Linked DNA regions of Homo sapiens: region 1 is linked to region 2. A link is a loop called in an ENCODE intact Hi-C map of the cell type or tissue named here. Cell type or tissue: A673. All regions are shown on one strand. Each heading gives the region's core, and the rest is flanking DNA. Links, peaks and the distances in the headings are about the cores only. Region 1 overlaps GNAQ (G protein subunit alpha q). Region 2 overlaps GNAQ (G protein subunit alpha q).

Region 1 (2,813 bases), core at 116-2,615, 93 kb before region 2:
AGGACACAGACAATTGTGTTTCAGTCTAATATTCCTAGAAAGAAAGAAGCAACCATACTTGATGAATTCTGCTTCATAATATTTATCACTAGCTGGTAGAATAAAGTTGGGCAGTGATTTAAAAAAAACAAAAATTTAGGCCGGGTGTGGTGGCTCACACCTGTAATCCCAGCACTTTGGTAGGCCAAGGCGGGCAGATCATTTGAGGTCAGGAGCTCCAGACCAGCCTGGCCAACATGGTGAAGCCCCATCTCTATTAAAATACAAAAATTAGCTGGGTGTGGTGGCAGGTGCCTGTAATCCCAGCTACTTGGGAGGCTGAGGCAAGAGAATGGCTTGAACCCAGGAGGCGGAGGTTGCAGTAAGCTGAGTACTGTCTCAAAAAATAAATAAATAATTAAAAATTAAAAATTAAAACTAAACCAAATCATCACAGCTAAGACGGTTACTTGTGATATCTTGTCAGTCTTTACCAAAAGCTATAGCTGAGTAAATTACCAAATTATCAGTTGCATGTACTAATCATACTGATGGACAAAATAACCCAATCAGGAGTACTTCTCTAGAAATTTCACACAGTAACTTTAGATGCATACAGCAATGAGTTATAAAAAGAATATAAAAATAACAACTGAGTAGTTCTTGAAATGCAAATTAAACAACACTATCTTGAGTTGAAAATGAATGTAAGCTTGGAAATTAGCTGTTATAAAATTTGGCCAATATTTTGTCTAAATTAAAATACAAACTTTTTAAATGAAGGTATATAAAGTTATGATTTTTATTAAAACACAGTCGTCATCTGGAGTTTATTATTTTCTATAGTTAGTTAATGTACTGTCTTTAAAGAAATATATTTATGCTTTGCATCTTAAACTGAGAATTAAAAAGATGTTTCCCTACTGAATTTTAAAGTAGGTAGTTACTGAGCATGAAAAATGTACCAGTTGAAAAGAGAGCTCCTTTAGTAAGACAGAGTGTGTTCTGAACATCCTTTCTACATTTATCACTGTTCAGAGATCAATTGCATCATCTTCCCTACCCTTCACTTTAAGAAGCAGCTCAAACTCCATCTCTTTGCCTGAGCATCCCAGCTACAATGCCCCTGGCCCCCACTTCCCCCCGCCTTGGGAACTCTCCTGGACTCTCAAAGAGTGCTCACTGTGCTACTCACTGGAGCCAATCAACAGAGGACTTTTTTTATTGTTTGAAAAATTCATTTGTATTCCCTCAACTAAATGAAAAATTATATAGAAGCCTGGACCAGATCCCCAAATTACTGTTTTCCTTTTCTAAACTGTAATACTTCCAACTTATATTACTTTGCTCCTTGTAAACCACTTAAAATCCTCTTGGATCAAGGCAAAGTAGAAAAACAAAATTAAAGATTTCCAAAAAGGACCAGGGCTGTGCCCTAAATATATGGTAGAGTCTTAATAAAACATTATTAAGTGATTGATTTAAAATTTTGCAGTCAAATCATAATTTATTAAGATTATACACTCATCTGAAACAAACTCCAAAGTGTGTGAATGAAGTAAAGTCAAGCAGAAGGAGAGCATGCTTGGGCTTAAACCCAGGCACCAATCCTTCTGTATGCAGCCCTCAGGAAGAGCAACAGTAACTGTGTATGGAAGCATCACATGCAAGTACATATGTGCAGGAGAACAATCCAGACTCTCAATTGCAGTCCTTTCTAAGAAGTGAGGTTGCACACCATTAAGAGCTGGCCCATCCAATATGGATTATTCCCAATCATAGTATTATGGAAGAGGACTAGAGACAGGTGTAAAAGGACATGCAGGAATAAAGCTTTTCAAAGGCCACATCATCATTAATCCCCTTTAGAAGAACTCAAATATGCTATGAGCAAAACAACTTATCAAACTTGACAAATAATTTAGCTTTGCAATGTAAAATTTACCATATCAGCCCTCCCTGACCTCAGTAGAGCCAATTTTGCTTAAGAGTAGTCAATTATATGCATCTGTGATCATCCCTTGTCATAGATGCAATAAGGAGAAGCATCAGCATATACTGGAATATACTTTAGACTTTATAAGTACATGTGCATATCACAGCATATAGCATATGAATATAGTATTCCTCTGTGTATCCTAAACAACAGACATATACTTAGTAATAGAAATAATAGCAAATGGTTACACTTTTCAAAATAACCTACTCCATCCAATACAAACATTCTTGGTGTTCAGTATTAATGGTCACATTTTGTACATGTGCAATAATCCTTTTCAAGCAAAAGGCCAACCTTTGTTGAAACAGACCAAACATTATGAATCATGAATAAGAGGATATTTAATGATCTGTGGCATGGTTTGATTAATGGACTTACCTTTAATAAGGAAGCAGTTTATTAAATTTCTTCTGGAATGATGACATTTCCCAAAATCAGCTTTAAATATAAAATTTAATTCTTTGAGAAATATGAATGCTTGGCCAGGAGCAGTGGTTTATGCCTGTAATCCCAGCACTTTGGGAGGCAGAGGCGGGCTGATCATGAGGTCAAGAGATCAAGACCATCCTGGCCAACATAGTGAAGTCCCGTCTCTACTAAAAATACAAAAATTAGCTGGGTGTGGTGGCACGTGCCTGTAATCCAGCTACTCAGGAGGCTGAGGCAGGAGGATCACTTGAACCCGGGAGGCAGAGATTGCGGTGAGCCGAGATCGGGCCACTGCACTCCAGCCTGGTGACAGAGCGAGACTCCATCTCAAAACAAACAAACAAAAAACCAAAAAAGAAAAAGACAACAAAAATCAGCCAGGCGTGGTGGCGCATGCCTGTAATCC
Region 2 (2,813 bases), core at 267-2,766:
ACATTGTCCTGTCATTCCAAAGTCTCTTGCTTCATTTACATATCCCAACTTTCAGTCTATGATAAAATATTTTCTTTTCTTCTGGTGTATTTTAATCCAAAGAATCATTAGTTTGCAATCATCTGTTTTCATATATAACTTTTATTTTTATATGTTTTAGTTCATCCTTCATACTTACAGATAATGTGAAATTTATTAGTAAATGTGTGATATTCTAAATATCCATAAAATACAAATAAATCTTTAAATAAAAACAGACTGCCATTGCAAGTCAGGATTTTATAGAAATAATTCTGTAGATAAATTTTCTAAACTATCATTTGCAAATTTCAATCTGCATGAAAGTATGTTTTTTGGGAAATAACAAGTCCGTTTTGAATATTTTTATCAAAACATTATAGCACAGTATATTTTGTTCACTCACTGTTTTATTCCTTCAATTATTTTTATCTCTATAATTGCTAAAAATCATTGAGTTTTTCTCTTCCTACCTTGCACAATATTTAATATTTTACCAATACTCAAAGTATAAAAAAAATCAGAAGAGTCTCCTTTCCAAACGACTGCTACAAATCTATATGCCAATCAGTTTTTCTACAGCAGAATTTTGGAAACTAAGGATGTCAAGATTCAGGCCCCCCAAAAAGGTGGCACCATGGTTCTAGGAATCCTCCATGTTCCACCCATGCGTCAGCCCCTTGGATTGTAAAACCTAAATTGTGGAAGCTAATTTGGACCTGCTATATCACCTCTATCCTCTGAAAGAAGGATGACAGTGGATGATAAATGGATTCCTTGCCTCTTCACTCAACACCATTTCTTTTTTTTTTATTCATATAATTCTCTTTAACCAAGAGAATGGGTATAGCTTTAGTTTTGTTATTAAGGGTAAGGGAACTTTAATTCTACTTGCTTTAATTCTATGCTCACTGGAATCATCCTGCTCATCTTTCTTTTATTGTGTTTTATTTTTGTATTGCATTTTTTCTGCTCTCTTTATTTCCTTCTCTTCCAGCCACCTCAGAAAGTAAGAAATTGACAAAAGGACTGATATTGTTTGGTCATCACACCAGAATGGGTCAGGAGGCAGAGGGAGTGAGGAGAAGGCATGGGTCAGGTCCTTTACTGTAGTTTTTTCAGAAAGAAACAGGCAAAGCGAGGTAGGCAGAATTAGAATTGGCTAATTTGAATATTTTCAGTGGACTGTGGTATGTAGGGATTGCCCTTAGTTGCCCTGTTACCCCTGGCCCTGGAGTGATATTACAGAAGAGAGATCCCGGCTCAATCTCTGAGAGCTAAAGGAGGTGGTTGGTGGCTGTGTGCTCTGGACTGATTGGTTTGCACAGGAAAGGCATGCCGCAGGGAGTCACTTGTTAACTCTAGGAATTAGCTAGCCCAGAGAGGGCGGAGTCTTTAGGATTAGCAAAGCCCCAAATGCTGGATCATCAATAATACAGAAAATAAGAAAATATAGTCAATACAAAATATCATTTACAAAAGATGGGAAAAACTAGCTAAATTAAAACCACAAAGAATCTAAAGTATCACTTTAACCTAAAAAAAATGATCTATTCACTACACTAGAATAAACAGAAAAATAAGAAACTTAAGAGTTTACATCCTTTCCTGTATTTTTCATGGCTATCTTTAAAATGAAATACTAACGAGCACAGGAGGCCTGGAAATCATTTTGTACAAGCAACCATTTCATAAATGATATATGAGATCATTCCCTGTATGACATATCTTTAATACATTTCATTATTTGAAACACATAGTTTGGATTCCAACAAACAGAACAGTTCAAATTCTAGCCATTTACTCTTTCCTTTAAAAGTAATGTCTGGTAACACTTTTATATTTAAAATTAAAATAACAAAAGTAGATGCTTTTAGAACCTAATGGATATTACCAGACTTTGAATTTATACTCATTCACTTATAAAATGGGGGGAAAAGCCCAGGAAGTCAAATAAAATATACAATTGTTTTAACACACGACAACAAGGAGCACAGGGATACAAATAAGGTAAATCCTAGGACTGCCTCCACATAACCACACGGCTTCAGTTTCCACACAACAACATGGCAAGGAGGATCCCAAAAAGAACCCAGTGCTCTCACTGGGTTGAAAAACAGAGATCAGAATCGAGAAAGGCTTAGAATCCTAGAATGTGCATGACAGAATGCTGGAAAGGAAAGAGCTGAACAGAGAGAAAGCTCTTGAGATGTGCAGAAGGGTGCCCTTGAACCTGAAGCTCAATAATAATGATCTACACGTGAGTGGGGTGAGAAAGAAACATGGGAACACATAGTCTGAACAATTCCCAAGGTTCACACAGGTTCACTGCACCACAAAGAAGGAATCAGTGAGTTTTCATAAGGGTATCAACGTAATAGTGAAGTTTAAGTAACTATGAAAGAGAGGCTGCTCTAAACTTACCCTAACAAAGCCTAAAAGCAAGACTACAAATTACTGAAGTGATCCCAAGTAAATCAGCTGCATGACAGAACAAAGTCCACCACTTTTCAAAGGAATCCAAAATATCCAGCAATCAACAATGTAAGATTCACAATGTCTGGCATCTTACCCAAAACTATCAGGCAAATAAAGAAACAGGAAAAGGTGACCCATAACTCCAAGAAAGCTCAATAAATTTAGACCCAGAAGACAAGGATGTTTTTTAAAAAGCAGTACTAGTTAGGTTCCACCACCTCAAGAATGTAGAGGAAAACATAAACATGAAGAAAAGAGAAAGGAATGTATTTTTAAAGTCCCAAATGAACTTCTGGCAATTAAAAATACAGTATCTA

Evidence for each region. A loop is a pair of places that touch in the nucleus more often than their neighbours do. Peaks named below come from ENCODE experiments on the same cell type or tissue, not always from the same donor. Only the 100,000 strongest peaks of a DNase experiment are listed, where the experiment ranks them.
Region 1: it touches region 2 in a loop (2.1-fold over the local background); 2 of 110 quality-filtered maps call a loop at or near these places.

The regions. Positions count from the first base shown.
Region 1 is chr9:77,866,058-77,868,870 of GRCh38, forward strand. All of the region lies in intron 2 of GNAQ (G protein subunit alpha q), which reads right to left. Among named protein-coding and RNA genes, the nearest start is that of GNAQ, 160 kb to the right of the region's middle. In A673, for the core only: no CTCF peak of the experiment used is centred there; no DNase peak of the experiment used is centred there.
Region 2 is chr9:77,959,219-77,962,031 of GRCh38, forward strand. The region is part of intron 1 of GNAQ (G protein subunit alpha q); the gene reads right to left. Among named protein-coding and RNA genes, the nearest start is that of GNAQ, 71 kb to the right of the region's middle. In A673, for the core only: no CTCF peak of the experiment used is centred there; a DNase peak (open chromatin) is centred at 1,353.